Linked DNA regions of Mus musculus: region 2 is linked to region 1. Evidence: chromatin loops called from intact Hi-C (ENCODE). Cell type or tissue: left cerebral cortex. All regions are shown on one strand.

Evidence for each region. A loop is a pair of places that touch in the nucleus more often than their neighbours do. Peaks named below come from ENCODE experiments on the same cell type or tissue, not always from the same donor. Only the 100,000 strongest peaks of a DNase experiment are listed, where the experiment ranks them.
Region 2: a loop joins it to region 1, with 7 times the contacts of the local background. A loop is called at or near these places in 28 of 42 quality-filtered maps.

Annotation. Positions count from the first base shown.
Region 1 is chr17:34,552,097-34,560,096 of GRCm38, reverse strand. Gm31560 (a long non-coding RNA gene) reads right to left here. Exons shown (of 4, transcript XR_003952414.1): 3 at 5,959-6,222; 4 at 2,784-3,259. Among named protein-coding and RNA genes, the nearest start is that of Notch4, 8.2 kb to the left of the region's middle. In left cerebral cortex, CTCF peaks have their summits at 16 (motif pointing right) and 4,425 (motif pointing right); a DNase peak (open chromatin) is centred at 4,413.
Region 2 is chr17:34,436,646-34,444,645 of GRCm38, reverse strand. BC051142 (cDNA sequence BC051142) reads right to left here. Exons shown (of 20, transcript NM_001001177.2): 7 at 3,759-3,779; 8 at 1,188-1,208; 9 at 588-608. Among named protein-coding and RNA genes, the nearest start is that of Btnl4, 35 kb to the left of the region's middle. In left cerebral cortex, a CTCF peak has its summit at 4,647 (motif pointing left); DNase peaks (open chromatin) are centred at 5,896, 6,393, 6,939, 7,287 and 2 more places.

The DNA.
Region 1 (8,000 bases):
CCATTAAATACCCACAGGAGGGCAGTATCCGCTGCACTCTCGGTGAGGTGTGGAGCACCTTGCTCTCTACTTCCCTTATGACGCTGTGTTGGCTCCCATATTTCCAGACCGTTTCTCTTTCTGTTCTTCCAATCAAGTTGATTTGTGCCTTACCTTTTGGTTCATGGTCCCTTTTCCTTTGTAATTTCCATTCTGCTCTAAAGCCAACCTATGGAGTTTTACATTTCGATCATTGCATTTTTTAAAGACTTGTTTCCTGTTTGTAAGTGTCTATGGGTGTGCATATGCACCTAAGTATGTGCACAAGTGAGTGTGGGCACCCGAGGGGTTCAGAAGGTGTTGGCTCTCCTAGGGTTGGAGTCACAGGCAGCTGGGATTCAAACTCCAGTCCTCATTATTGAGCATCAAGCTCTCTTAACCAGAGTCGTCTCCCCAGCCCTAAAGAGTCTCCTGGAGGCAAGGGTGCCCTCAGATTCCCCGTGTAGTGTGGATCATTGACCTTGAACTCATGGCCCCCTGACTCTCATTCTGTCTCTCAAGCACCAGCATGGTACTGTAAGCCTCACCTCCCACTTCGGGCCTTCTTGAGAAGGGGTTTACTTCTCAGCAAAGCAAGTTTGGCGAGGTCCCCTGACCACTCCCATGGCTTCTCCTGTGTCCCAGGAATTCTACAGAAGTATTTTCAATGCATCAAAAATTATCGAGGCTCTTCAGAAAAGGCCATTCAATTTTATTGTAAACAGAAAAGGAAGTGGTGCCAGACAAAAGCTGGCATTTCCGCACCCTTTCCTGCAGGACCCAGGAGCTGGCATTTCCGCACCCTTTCCTGCAGGACCCAGGAGCCGGTCAGTCTCCCCGCACTGCCCAGTGAATCTTTCTGTCCAGGGAATGGAAATGTTTTCTGTCGGAGACTGCAGACTGAGGGCCCTGAGTTTTGGATTTTAATTTATCTGAGGCAAGATCTCTTGTAGCTCATCTCACACTTAACCTGAGGATGACCTCGCACCAATCCTTCTGCCTCTGGCTCCCAGTCACTGGGACTCCAGGGTTACACAACCTGGGCTGTGAGGTGCTGGGGAGCTGGGGAGCAAACCCGAGACTCTATGCCCAAGGCAAACCTTCCGAGCCACATTTCCAGCCTATATATACTCAATTCAACATTACCTTTTTAAAATCTAATTTTATGTGTCTGGGTGTTTGCCTGGGTGTTTGTGCACCTACTACTACCCGACGAGGCCAGAAGAGGGTGTCACAGCTCCTGAAATTGGAGCTATAGATGGTTATGAATCGCCATGTTGGGAATCGAACCTACATGCTCTGGAAGAGAAGCCAGCACTCTGAGCCATCTCTCCAGGCCCCTTTGATTTATTTTTGAGACAGGAGCTCATGTAGCCCAGGCTGGCCTCGAACTCATGGAGGAGCTTAGGATGATGCTGTATTTCAGATCCTTTTTTCTGCATCCCTGGTCCTGCTATCACCTAGTAACACCATTCCTGGTTTATGCAGTGCTAAGGTTTGAACCTAGGACTATGCGCTTGTGAGGCACAGTCTACCTCAGCCTTTGTTTCAGTGCTGGGAACAGAATTCAGGGCATTGCCCATAGTGAAGTGCTCTACCACTGAGTTGCACCTCCTCCTCAGTTTTCTTCAATTTAAATGGATTTAAGCAGAACCAGCTGGCTCGTGGCTGTTATACGGAACAGTCGAATGCCATCTCTTTCCTTGGGACAAATGTGGCTTGCGGTGTCCTGTCCTGGTACACATGGATTCTAAGTTATGCCTCTCTCTAGACTGCTGCCGGCTTGTGCATCAGAAGAGACTAGTTAAGGGGTGACGGGGTGAGGGACTCAGTGGTTAGAATATAACATCTGTAGACAATGATTTGGGTGAAATATACCTATTTTCTATGCTTCTACAATCTCAGTAGTCTAAACGTCTTGGGGGTAAAATGGACTGTGAGTGGAAAAGCGTAGGCATCACTGAGTTCCTCCCTCAGCCACGCCCGGTGGCTTCATCTCTGGGGGAATGATGTATTAGTGCAAAGGAACTCGGAGGTGGGGGACTGTTATGCAGGACCTTGTTCTACTAAGCCAGGAGTGAGAAACGCAGTCTGTGTAATGACTGGGATCGGCCCTTTTTATTAACAGAAGTGAGCCATATTCCCTACCTAAGTTCCTAGGTGACCTTTTCCCCACTCAGAGAGGGTTTTAAGCTGTCTCAGCGCAATTCCTTACAGGGGAATCACCCACACCTCATGTGAGGTGCCTGCTGCTCTGGCCTCATGGAGGCTGAGACATGGCCCCTAGGGGATGAGAGTTCTGGGGCTGACCTCACGGTGCTGGTCCCTCAGGACAGTGAGAACCGCAGAACTCTGCCTTCCCACCCCGGCCTCAATGGATCGCAGCAGCAGAAGGCCATGTCCCTCCGATGACCCAGATCCCTTTAAAGTGCAGACTTGGGAAGCTCAAAGCTGCCAGGATAATTTACTGCTCGCCCCAACCGGCACCTAACAGTCCTGACCTGCAAAGACAGGCTGTCCCTGTAACAGGCTGTCCCTGTAACCGCACATGTGTCAACTCAGAAACACCCCTCGAAGGCCCAAGATCCGTTCTTTTGACATGCAGTCATCCTGAAGGCAAGCCTCTGTGTCTCAGTCTCTGTGGGGGACGGGATGCTAAGGTCAGCTAGCACTGCCACAGTGGCCAGCCCTCTCTGCTTTCCCGAGCCACTGAAAGCTGGGTGACTTTCTTGTTCTAACCAAATACCCCAGCAAAGCAACCTGAGGAAGGAAGGAAAGCTTTATTTCAGCCCAAGGTCTGAGGGGATAAAGTCTGTTCCAGCGGAGAAGGAAGACATCAGGAACGTGATTGCTGGTCACATCCTGCTCACAGGCAGGAAGCAAAATGGATGCTCAAGCTCAGCTCACTTCCTCCTGATTTCTTCTGCTGGCTGCCCTGGCTCATGGGACAGGGTGACTGCTTTCAGGGTGGCTCTTCTCTACTCAGTTACGTATCCTCGGAAACACCCTAACGGGCTCTCACAGAGGTGTGTGTCTCCTGGGCGACTCACCATCCAGTCTAGTTGTCAGTGGAGACTGGTCATCGTACCCTGCTTGCTCCCTCTCCTCTGCATACAAAGGAACCAAGCTCTGCTTGTATTGCATGGCCAGCAGGTACAGAAGAGAATCAACTTCCATCACATCAGCTAAACTCCTACGGTGCTTATCTTCAATAGTATAGATGTCTTCCGGAAAGTCTGTCCTAGGAGGGAGAAGGGTGGTTCAGGGAAATGCCCTGTTCCTTAGGGCTGAGAACCAGGTGGGATGGAGTGTCCCTCAACCAGATGGTGCCCCTGCCCTGGTCAGTGAGCTAAGCCAGTACCTTTGAATGTCATGCCTTTTGGCTTCGGCACAGGAGGCAGGGCCAGCCTGGGTCAGGGAGTCTGTGTTGGGTGAAGGAAGGATTGGGAGAGATGAATGAGCTCGTCCCTAAGGGTCCCTGGGTCCTTTGAGTATCAGTTATGTCCTGGGAGACCCATGGCTGGGAGGCTTTTGGGGTTATCTCGTTCTCAGGAAGATTTGTCACACCCTAAGAATAGACTTGAACCGTCTTTGTTGGGCAGACGAGGTCATGGACCGCTTGCGAAACCCTGTTTTAAATCTAGCAGCAATCACGTAAATAGGCAAAAGTTGAAGATACTGCAGATGAGTTTTTTATTCTTTATGGATGGAAAGTAATTTCACTGGCACCTAATATGAGGAAGGAATTAAAAGAAAATCACACATGCGTAAGTCTAAATGTTCGTAAGCATATATGAGTTTCCTCAGCATGACTGACAGGAAGAAATAAAATAAGCAACAAAACAAAACAGACCTCAAAACCATTTGGCCCTCAGTAAATGTCTTCAAGTTCCATCCCAGGGACCCAAAGGGCTTGCGTATCTGCACAGCTTGTCTGGCTTTCGACCACTCTGTTGAGTTTTCCCCAAACACTTGCTGAGTGTAGGGGGCTGTGGAACCAGAGTGCTCTCCCTGCCTCTGGAGGAAGCAAGGTCTTGCAGCTGACTACCTGACTGAGCTGTCCTGTCTCCTCACAGTTTGCTCTCTTTGGCATGTTTGGTTGACATCAATCTCTGGTCTTTCTCAATGGTGGTGATGGTGAGGTGGGTGAGTCTCCATGGTCTCTCATGGCCTTGGGTCAGCTTGCTCTCTTAAGTCCTCAGAGTCTAGCTTGGTGCAGTAAGAGAGTCTGTCTGCTATAAAGGATCTCTGATCACCAGGGTTCTGCCATTCAACTTTCCACAATCATGATGGACAGTTAGGACAGACAAATAGACTTCTCCTTGGACCCATGACCTGGTCACATTGCCATTCTTTCCACAGAGAGCTCATGACCTCTGGGAACTGTCACATTCTGGCCACAAGGGGGCAGCAGAGGGCGAGGAAGCCCAGTCAAGACTTCTGAGGGCATACGTATAAATATATTGCATAATGATACATAATAAAAACGAACCCATATGTATTAATTTTACCTATGTGTATGTGTGTGCATCTTCATGAGTGTGTGTCACATGTGTACAGTTTCCAGCCGAGGCCCCGGAGGGAGTTGGAGGCACTGAAGCTGGAGTTACAGGTGGTTGAAAGCACCTGACAAGGGTGCTGGGATCCTCTGAAAGAGCGTGCCTGATGGCTGAGCCATCTCTCCAGCACCTCACCTAGCACCTAGCACTACCCTTGGGGTAGCCTCTTGCTGGGTCCTGCCAGGCTCTGGTCCCCCTCTGAGATGTGCTGTTCTTCCAACTCCTTTTAAACACTCCTTAAGACTATGATGTTTGGGACTGGTGAGATGGCTCAGCGGTTAAGATTGCCAACTGCTCTTCCAAAGGTCCTGAGTTCAAATCCCAGCAACCACATGGTGGCTCACAACCATCTGTAACGAAATCTGATGCTCTCTTCTGGAGTGTCTGAAGACAGCTACAGTACTTACATATAATAAATAAATATTAAAAATATTAAAAAAGGAATATGATGTTTGAAACTCACGTTCAAAAATATGTACCACAATACAGAGATTATACAAAACAAATGCAGACATGACATCAAAGGAAAGCTCTTGAGTTAAAGTTCAAATCTGAGCCAGTGTCCCCTCCTCCCCTCAGATCCTTGGAGCACTTCCCACATTGATGACCCGCTCTGGCGGTCCTCTGTTGAGCTCACCTGGCTGTAGGTGGAAGACCTAACTCCTGTCAGAGCTTGTCTCTGTGATCCTGTAGCCCTGGATATATACACTGCTAAGCCTCCATCTTACACCAAAGCCCCCCACAGGAACAAAAGAGAAGGTTTCAGAACAGTGACTGTGAGCATGTGCCTGGGTATTTGCCTGTGGCCATTCCTTCACGGAGGCTCTGTGGTAGGAGAGGTCAAGGCCAGCATGCCAGGACTGTTAGAATCTCCCTCCCTGGGCTGCACAAGGCCTTGGCTTCATTGTAAATGAGGATGACCTGGACCCAGCTCCTCATCCTCCTGTCTCTACCTCCTGAGTCCTGGGGATGATAGCTCTATACCACACCTGGTGTTTGCTCTGTTCTTCAGCTAGTAGCCATTCCAGCACTTGACAGCTGTGAGACACCCAGCTTCCAGTGGGAGAGATTGGCAGCAGCACCAGGGAGCACAGTGGCGTTCGCGCCCCAAGGTGGTCTCTGGGTGTTTGTGTCCTCAGCTCCAATCACAGTTAGTACCACACTGCCACACGCCTCGGGCCTGCAGTGCCAGGAGCCTTGACTCTTGAAGAAAGATTGATTTTATTTTCAAATTATGTATATATGGTTGTGCCTAGGTGTGGATCTTTGCAAGTGTGAGTGTAGGTTAATAGGGGGCTAAGTGGGCATCAGTGCCCTGCGGCTGTACTTATGATTGGCTCCAGGGCTTCAGGTGCTCTGAAAGAGCAATGGTCCTCCTTACCTCTGAGCGGTCTCTCCAGCCCCAGGAGCCTTGGCTCTTGAGGCTTGGTGGTTTTCAGAGCTCAAACTGGAGTGGGCAGTTTGTCATTGTTGGATCTTCAAGGCAGTCTGTCTGTCTTCAGCCCCGGCTTCCTGTCCACTCCTTCTGTCCCTCTCCTTCAGCATCTGTGCTCCCTGTGGTTTCTGCCTTGGCTCCTCTCTGGGGCTCCTTAGTTGTCCCCTTGTTACTCCTGCTGCGGTGGCTGTGTGTAGACACCAGGGTTCTCTAAAGGAACAGCATTTATAGGAAGAGACAGACAGAGAGAGAGAGAGAGAGAGAGAGAGAGAGAGAGAGAGAGAGAGAGGACAAAGGGGATTTATTAGAATGACTTCCAGGCTGTGGTCCAGCGAATCCAACGATGGCTGCCTGTGACTCGAAAGCCCACAAATCCCATAGTTGTTCAATCCACAAGGCTGAATGTTTCTCAGATGGTCTTTAGTCCATGTTGGAATCCCAAAGAAGTAGGCTCTGATGCCAGTGGACTTACTAGAAAGGCGAGAGCAGGCAGGCAGAGACCAACGCTTCCTTCTTCCATGTCTTTATGTAGGTTTCCAGCAGAAGGTGTGGACCAGATTAGAAGTGGTTTTTTTCATCTGAAATTGTCTGGATTAGAGATGTGTCTTCCTACCTCAAAACTCAAGTGACAGCTCATGTTGTCACAGATGCAGAACCAGTGCATCCATTGCTGGTGGGAGTGCAAACATGTACAGTCACTTTGGAAACTTTGGCAGTTTCTCTGAAAATTGGAAATAGATGTATCTCACCAAAGAATGGATGAGGAAAATGTGGTACATTTCCACAATGGAGTATCACTCAGCTATTAAAAACAATGCCATCTGGAGGGCAGGGCGGGGGGAGGGTATAGGGGAGTTTGGGGATAGCATTTGAAATGTAAGCGAAGAAAATATCTAATAATAATAATAATAAAAAACAATGACATTGCCGGGCAGTGGTGGCACACACCCTTAATCTCAGCACTTGGGAGGCAGAGGCAAGCGGATTTCTGAGTTCGAGGCCAGCCTGGTCTACAGAGTGAGTTCCAGGACAGCCAGGGCTATACAGAGAAACCTTGTCTCGAAAAACCAACAAAACAAAACAAAACAAAACAAAGAAACAAACAAAAACAATGCCATGATGGAATTTGCAGATATATGGATGGGACTAAAAGGGAGCATTCTGAGTGAGGTAACCCAGACCCAGAAAGACAAACATGGTATGCGCTCACGTTAGCCAGTAAGTAAAGGATGACTATGCTACAGTCCACAGATCCAGAGAGGCTAAGTAACAAGGAGGGCTCAAGTGAGGGCCATAGGAATCTCACTGAGAAGGGGAAACAGAATATACAAGGTGGGTGGGTGTGGGTGGGATGGGGACGTGGGGACTGTATAGGGGTGGGGTGGGTGGGAATGAGAATATAAAGGATCAGGTTGTGAGAGATTGGAGGAAGACAGCACTGAGAGAGACAACTGGAATGAAGTTGGGGGACACCAACATCTCTGTGATAAGCTAGATACCAGAGGCACTGGAAACTACCAAGAATTTCTTATGGTGACATAGCCAAGACTCCTAGCAATGGGGGTTATCAAACCTGAAACAGCCACCTCCTATAACCAGGTAAGACTTGCAAAAGAAGGAATTAAGACACCAATCCAGCCACAAAACCTTAGACCCACAATTTGTCCTGCCTAACAAGATGTGCAGGGGTAAAGATGGAACAGAATTGGAGAGATGAGCCAACCAACGACTGGCACAGCTTGCGATCCAAGTCATTAGAGGAGCCCACCCTTCTATTATTGATGGCAGTATTAATGATACTCTGCTATACTTGTGGACAGGAGCCTAGCATAACCTTCATCAGAGCGGTTTCACCCAGCAAGTGCTGGAAACAGATGCAGAGACCCACAGCTCAGTATTAGGCTGAGCTTTGAGAATCCTGCAGATGATTGAGAAGAAGGATTGTAGGAGCCAGAAGGGACAAGGACACCACAAGAAAACCTTCAGAA
Region 2 (8,000 bases), 120 kb after region 1:
ACTCCTGAGCCCTCTTAGAACGTCTGAATCTTTCTCTGGTGCTTGAGAAAATTTTTCTGACTACTGCTGATCATGTGTTAATATGTTTCAGAGCATATCACGATGTTAAGTGAACATTTCCTTGCTCTTTTTCTTTCATTAGTTATTTTTTGTGTATGAGTATCTTATCTGCATGTAAATATATCTGGTTACTATGTGTGTAGCTGGCATCTGCAGAGACCAGAAGGTGGTACTGGATCCTCTGGGGCTGGAGTTACAGTTGTGAGCTCCATGTGGGTGCTGGGAACAGAACCTGGGTCCTCTGCAAAAGCAGCAATTGCTCTTAACTGCTGAGCCATCTTTGCAGCCCCTCTCTTAATGTATAGCTCTAGAGAATTCTTAGCAAGCACAAAGCGGGAAGCACAGCAACACATTTAAACCATCATACTGTGGTAACAAAAACCACCAAGAGGAGCAACAGGCCAGGCCATCTGAACATTATGCAAGGGCAAGGAACACCAGAGAGAAAAACAAAACAAAACAAAACAAAACAAGACCCCAAACAACAATAACAATAACAACAACAAAACAACCCATAAGGGACTTACCACTGGAATCCATACATTGTACTGTAAATAGATACAAATGATTGTGATTAGACAGAAAGAAGGCAAACTGTTTTCCAAAGGAGTGTGCAGATAGCAGCCTTTCTAGGCGGCACTGACTCCAACAGTAAGCATCAATCGTCCCCATGACACCCAGCCTTTCTGTAGACTTAGCTAGAAGCAGGGGCTGCCTCCTCATTCTTGCTTTTTGTGTAGGTACTACAGGTGAGATCCTTAGGGGTAGCCTTTCCTTGCCTTCTTCCACCCCCATCCTATCAGGCACATGTGCATCTCTTCGCCAGCCCCCTTTTATATCTGTGCCTACCCTTTAAGCTTTCCCCCATCCGCTTCACCATTTTGTTTGCCTTGGAAACTCTCCCAATGTTTGACATATCCTTACAATCGTAAGTATATGATTGCATGCTGCTTAATGCTAATTTTAAGGCCGTGGGATCCCCATTTTCTAAAATATGACTAGTCTTTAAGGAGGATGGTAATGATACAAGGAAAAGCCAGGCCAACGAGCAGAATTTGTGAACAGTTGGAAGCCAAAGTCTTAGTCAGAGAAAGTCACTAATAATGAACCAGGGCATTTTCACTCACCAATAGGTCCAGGAGTTTGCACTGAAAAGAAATTAGAATTGACATTAGTTTGAATGTTTTTGCTGAAGAGTTTTGTGTGTGTGTGTGCATTTTATTGGGGGGGCGGTGCAGAGCATGGGTGCAGGGACAGTGTTGAGATTGTGGAGAGCTAGGTCAGTCTGCAAACTATGAACAAAAGCACAGGCAACACTCACTGTGGGGCTGCTGTGGGCATAGGGAACAGTAGAGAAAGACAGAACCGTGCTTCCCCCTCTGCCAGCTTATATGAGGAACTGGCATTGAGTCAGATTTTTTTTTGAGTCACTGCCTACTATGTCCCAGGGGCATAAAGGTGTAGTAGGTGAGGGCCCTGTTCATCCCTCTCCCAGCTTCTAGCTATTTGGAGGCTAATGGTTGGGTCTGCTGTCTGAGTTTGATTAGCTTCAGAGTCTGAACAGTGAGTGAGCGGAGCCTTCTGCTTTTAATGAAGAGTTGGCTTTCAGTTGATGCTGCTTCGGCAATCTGAAGACTGGAAACCCATCACCTCGTTCTCAGTGTTGCTTATGTAGGAAGGAGCCTTGGTGGGTAGCATATATCCAGAATGGATAACTACAGACACCTGCTCAGAAGCTGTGGCCATGCCTCTTGTGGGATTTCTGTAGATTTGTGTACTCAGGGCCTCGAGGATCTGTGGGGGGAATTTTCCAGGACAGCGAAGCTTCTGTTTTGTTGGTTGGACCATGGAAGGGAATATTCTGAGGTGGCTTTTGAGCTTTGCAGAGTCCACAGTGAGGACAACTCTCAGGAAGGGGTTTGGCTGCTGCTGTCCTGCTGGCTGGCAGCTTTCTCCTGCTGAGGACACACTGAGTAGGCTGTATCAGACGGCTACCATAATCCTGTGAATTCAGAGTCAGGTCAAGACCCCCCCACTTTTCCCACTGTCTCAAGCCATGGTGCTTATGATGGAAAATGTCTGTGACTGACCCATCTGAACATGGCTTTCCAGATCCCCTGGGCTCTGAGCAGTTAGACAAGCTAGAATTTGGAGTATTTTGCAACATAATTTAGCAGTTCTGTGTGTGTATGTATGTGTGCATGTATGTGTGCATGTATGTGTGGCTTACAGGTTCAGAGTTTCAGTTCACGGTCATCATGGTGAGAAGCTTGGCATCATCAAGGCAAGCATGGCTCTGGAGGAGCTGGGAGTTCTACTTCTTGTTCCAAAGACAAACAACAGAAGACTGTCTTCCAGGCAGCTGGGAGGAGGGTCTCAAAGTCCATCTCCACAGTGACACACTTCCTCCAGCAAGGCCACACGCCTCCTAACAGTGCCACTCCCTGGGCCATGCATATTCAAACTGCTATAGCAAGTGTGTGTGTGTGTGTGTGTGTGTGTGTGTATGTGTATGTTGTGCGTGCGCGCGCACACACACACACACACACACGCACACACAAGCACATGTGAGTGTATGCCCTTGTTCTTGTGGTAGAGCTTTAGAATATCTGCTAAGTTAATGCCAGCCAGCCACATGACCTTCACATGGGTACAAGATACTCTGTTTCCTCCATTTTCCTTCGTCTCCATCTTTGTACCGCCGTGTGTGCCTGTTCTATTCTTCCTGTTCTCAGCCGTGTCTGATCTCCCACCTGCTGTCTCCCTCACTCTTCTTCCCATTTCTCTTCTGTTTGTCCAGCTTTGCTTTTCTTTCTCTCTTTAGCTGCCATCTTCCTTCTCTTTTACTTTGTGGTTGCTTTTAAGCTTTCTCTTCTGTTAGGCCTGTTCTTTCTCCAGTTCAGCATGTTCTGTAACCTGCTTGTGACGCCCAGCAACGGTAGCAGAAGGACTAAGAGTCTTCTTTATTAAGGTCAGCTGTGAGGCCTACCTATGTTATCTTCACCACAGTCAGCATTTTGAGGTCCAGGGAAATAATGTAAACGGCAAAGAGATGTTACAGAGTTAGCCATCCATGGCGTGGTCGTGAAATTCAAAACAAAGCTTAATTTTTGTTCGTAAGACTATAAAATGGTGAGCAAAAAAAAAAAGTTTATGTGTGTCTAGGACTCAATTCATAAAGCTATAAGATGAGCAACTTTTTCTTGGCACCCAGACACTCCTTATAGTGTTTCTGTGGAAAAATGTAAATCAGGGAAGTCACAGTTGCCATGGAAGTTGGCGACAATAGAAGCTGACTGTCCTGGAGAAAAGTCATCTGAGAACTTGGAAGTCAAAAGAAGTTTGATGTTTCCATCACTTACAGGATGAACAAAATTCGTGGAAGCCATGAGGGTTTCGGGGCTCTATTGAAAGTCTTTGTTGTGTGCTGGCTCCGTAGGGCTGGATAAGGACTAGTGGGTCAGGAAGAGGCAGCCCATAGGCTGATTTTTTTCACTTTGGGTTCCACTGCCATAGTTAATATCCTTTTACTGTGGAGCCTGGTTTACTGCTACCCTGGGGAGCTCTGGAAAACGATGATCAAGCAGTGGGAGTGCTCTGTCTTTGGGTCTATGGGTACAGATGATTGGCATGAAAACGAACAGCTACCCTAAGTCTCTTGAGGGTCAAGAGGTGCAACGGAGACGCAGGTGACTTACGGAAGGTTTTTTGAGTCAGTTCTGGAAAGAAACAGAACAGAAGTTAGCAGGTGTCCTGAGCTCTGACTGCCCTCATCTATGTGCCTCCTCAGCTGGGGTCTGAACTTCGAGCCTAATGGAGGCTATAGCAAGCTCGTTCCCTTGCTATGAGTGCTCGAACAAGCTCAGGCAGGGAAAAGACCTTTGCCCAACAGTCCCCCTGGGATGTGGGTGCCCAAGGTTTAACTTAAACCCTTGCAAAGGACTAGACAAACCCTCCCTGCTGGAACTCTTTTCCCCTCCCACTGTCCTCCCTCACACTCTTGTGTGGCATGATGTTGGTGAGCCCCTTGTTGGTTCTATGGGGGTTCTGTCTCTGCTTTGTCAGTATTCACAACCCAGAGGTGACCCACTGACATGCCAGGGGGAGGAGAAACAAAAAGGCGAAGAAAATGACACAATGAGACCTTTGAGACTCCACCATGAAGAGCAGGAGAATACCTGTTAGTTGTCACAGAAAAAGCATGAGCTCTACAGTTTAGAAGGGACAATAAACTTACTGATAGGTCCTGTAGCTCCGGCTAGAGAGATGGGGAGAGAGATCATTATGCTTAATTGATGTGAAGGTAATACCTAATAACTGAATACCCATCTTTCAACATTGTGCATGGAAATGCTAGGAAAACCCAGGGTGGCTTGTATTGCTAGTCATAGGCAGCCCTCCAATTGCACAACACTGGGAACATGTAAGACTGGAGGCTTCTTTTCATTCTGTGATGAATTGCCTTAGACAATCAAGAAAGACGATGTGGGGTTTGTAATGCATATATTTCTCTTCTTGTGTTTCCTTAGAGACTTATGGTTTGAGAAATATAATTTCCTTTTCTGAGGGGTGACTATACTGCCCCCTAGTGTTCTTTTATTAAGTCAGCTTGTGGGATAGGTCACTGCATGGCATGCATGGCCTCTTTGCAAACTGTAAGGAGGTATGTCCACTCACACCTCTGCAGGTTTGCTATGCACAGGGCTAGAGTGGAGGACAAATACTCACGAATAGGTGCCGAGAACTGCACTGTAATGGGAACAAGAGTGTATCAATGTGGTTGACAGTTGCAGAATCTGCATGCCACCAATATTCACCAAAGAAATCACAAAGCAACTCAATGGGGGTGAGGGTGGGGTAGCGCTAATACAAAGATGGCAGCTATCTCAGAGAGAGCAGAGACTTTCCATCAGAGCAAGTTATCGAGGACCCACCCATCTTAACAAATAAATATTTAATAAAAATATAAAATGACAATAAAATAAAGATGTAAGAACTACTTGACGTTCCCTTGTCTTTTCTTCTTTTTAAAGTTATTTGTTTTATGCATGAGTATACTGTCACTGTCTTCAGACACACATCAGATCCCATTATAGATGGTTGTGAGCCACCATGTGGTTGCTGGGAATTGAATTTAGGACCTCTGGAAGAGCTCTTAACTGCTGAGCCATCTCTCCAGCCAGACGTTCCCTTTTCTTAAACTCAGTGATATTTCATGACACCTTGTCTTAGGTCTTGGATATCAGGAAGTGCTCTAAACTTTTAATGTGATCAGGAAACATGCATGGAAAATCCTTCCAGACAAGAGTTGGGGCAGGTGGGGTACAAAGAGGGTAGGATCCCAGATCTCATAGAAGGACAAAGAGGTTAAAAAAAGAACTCACTTATAGGTCCAATGGTTCCAGCTAAAATATTGGAAAAATAAACCAAAATCAGTTAGTTCTCTAGCAGAGGTAAACAGTTTGCATCAAAATTCTTTTTGGGAAATTCCAAAACCAAAGCCAACAGTGCCGTTTTCACTCCGATGGGCAGCACGAGCTGGGGTCAGCCCCCTCCCGGGGAGAGTAAGTGCGATGTCAACATACCTATCGCTTTCCTGTTAGCTGGCCATCTCCAACTGTTTAGCTAGAGTCTATGGCCTCATCTTCTGAAGGAGACATTGGAATTCCTATCTTTGTGATGAGTTAGATCCTTGTTCACCAGAGTAACCTGGCTTGCCATGGTGGTATGAGACAGACTGAAGCTATTCTAGGCAGGGATTGTGGGTGAAGGAATCCAGAGCCTAGACTCCCGTGCTCAGCAAAATAGCATTCTCCTTGTGCAGGGTGTGACTCATGAGCCCTGACTCTGACATTCTTTTTCCTCTTGCTTTCAGGATTAACCTATTCTAGGTATGAACAGCCTCAGAAATCTGAGCAGACACTTTAACAAATCCACTAAGCCCCAAGGAGGTTCACTTTTCTTGTTAGTCACATGCTGTTGTGTGGAGACTCCACAGGGATGGAGAAGCTGACTCAGTTGGGGTCAACCGTGCTCTGCTTTTATTTCCTTTCTAAGTGCAGAAGATTCAGATCCTATAGCATGATGAAACTCAAATTTTAATGTATGTGTAAATCACCCAGTGACCTTGACAAACCAGTGACCTTGACAAACACAGGGTCTGATTAGTAGGCCAGGGGTGGACACCAGGCTGAGGTTCGGTATCTCCATCAGAATCTAAGGTGATTCCCCCCTGGGGCTGCAGGGGACTGATCAAATGTCCTATCAGCTGTCCTCATGTCTCCTGCTCTGCATCACATAGCTCCTGACAGATGATTGTTACAATGCCACCTGCAATAGTCTCCAGGCCCTTCTTCTAGACTTGTGCTCACATGCACACACCACAGCACACACCACAGCACACCACAGCACACCACAGCACACCACAGCACACCACACCACACCACACCACACACACACCACACCACACCACACTCTTCACTCCTCCCACAAACCATCACTGATGGTGTGGGGACCCTCCATCTATAGGCTGGTGCTCTCTGAATGCCATGGAGCCCTCTCTCCATTGCTGAGGAGGACACCGTGTTAGTCTTTTCCCTCGAGTGTCACTGGAGCTTTAAGAAGAGAGACAGTTCTACGTTTTGCTAGTCTGTCTGTCCCTGACAAGTCTCCCTTTGCAGCTGGTACTGCAGGTTTGGGAGGGGTTCTATCTCACAGGGGCGCCCAGTATGTCAAGAGCAGGGAAGGAAGGGGAAGAGTGGGCAGTGGTCACAGGAGGAAATAGAGGTGCCAGGGCAGTAAATGTCAAAGCTGTTCTGTGTAGTGAGGCAAAGCTGCTGAGGATCAAATGCAGAGAGGAACTTACAGATGTCTCCAGCGTTGCCGGCTAAAACAGAAACACAAAACCTTAAGTTTCGAAGGAGCATGACTCAGGGCATTTGTTTTTTTTTTTTTTTTTTTGTGGGGAGGGTGGGTGGGGAGGGATTCAGGCCAAGCATTCACGGAGTCCTCCATGTGGGAGGATTCTGGGAAGTCAGTGCATTTCCTCTGGTTGTTTAAGAGACTGAGGCCACCCTCTAAGGTTATTAACCTAGACTGTTTTGTAAGTGCTTCACCTGGCCCCAGGATTGTCCTCATGCTTTTAACTGAGTGAACTTGGGTTTTTGTTAGCAGACTCTTCACTGGGTTGCATAAAGCGGTGGAACTGTTACTTAAAGGAACTTGAAAGGAGGGCAATTTCCACACTGGGAGGGACAGGAAGAGTCAAACAGCTTCCTCTGTCTGAGTGTGTCTCCTTACCGCCCTTCATAAGCCCCCCCCAGAGCAGGCATTGCATAGCAGACCCAGGAATAGAGTTAGAGTTTGGGGAAACGTACTCAGAGGTTCGGATAAGGACTTGGTGCTTCTTGTTCTACCTGTAATAGAAATCAAGAACATTCCTGAAAACCACAACTGGTTGAGATACAGAAATCAACTGTATTTTAGGTGCTCACCCCCAATTAATACATCTACAGTCCAACATGTGAGGCTTAGAAAACATCTCTGAAAAGGGGCGGAAAGACTGTCAGGGCTGGAGGATCAAGACAGCTAGCTGCTGAGAGACAGTTTTTTCAAAAGAGAGGACATGGTGTGGGACTGGTAGATCCCATTACTGGTAGTAATCAATATGGTCAAAATAAACTATATACAATTCTCTAAAGGTTCATGAAAATATTACAAAAAGGGAAGAACTGTGAGCTTCCAGTTTAGACCACAGAGGGCTGGTGATTCTATTCCCTCCTCCCAGATATGGTTCAGAGTCTTGAGGTTATAGACCTAAGTGTCACCTCCTCTGTCTTCATGCTTCCCTACTTCTTATCCTTCTAGCTGTTTGAAATCTTTCAAGTTTATTGTTGTGATTACTTAGGTAACTGGTTTAAGCTCTCAGGAGAGACTTGCCT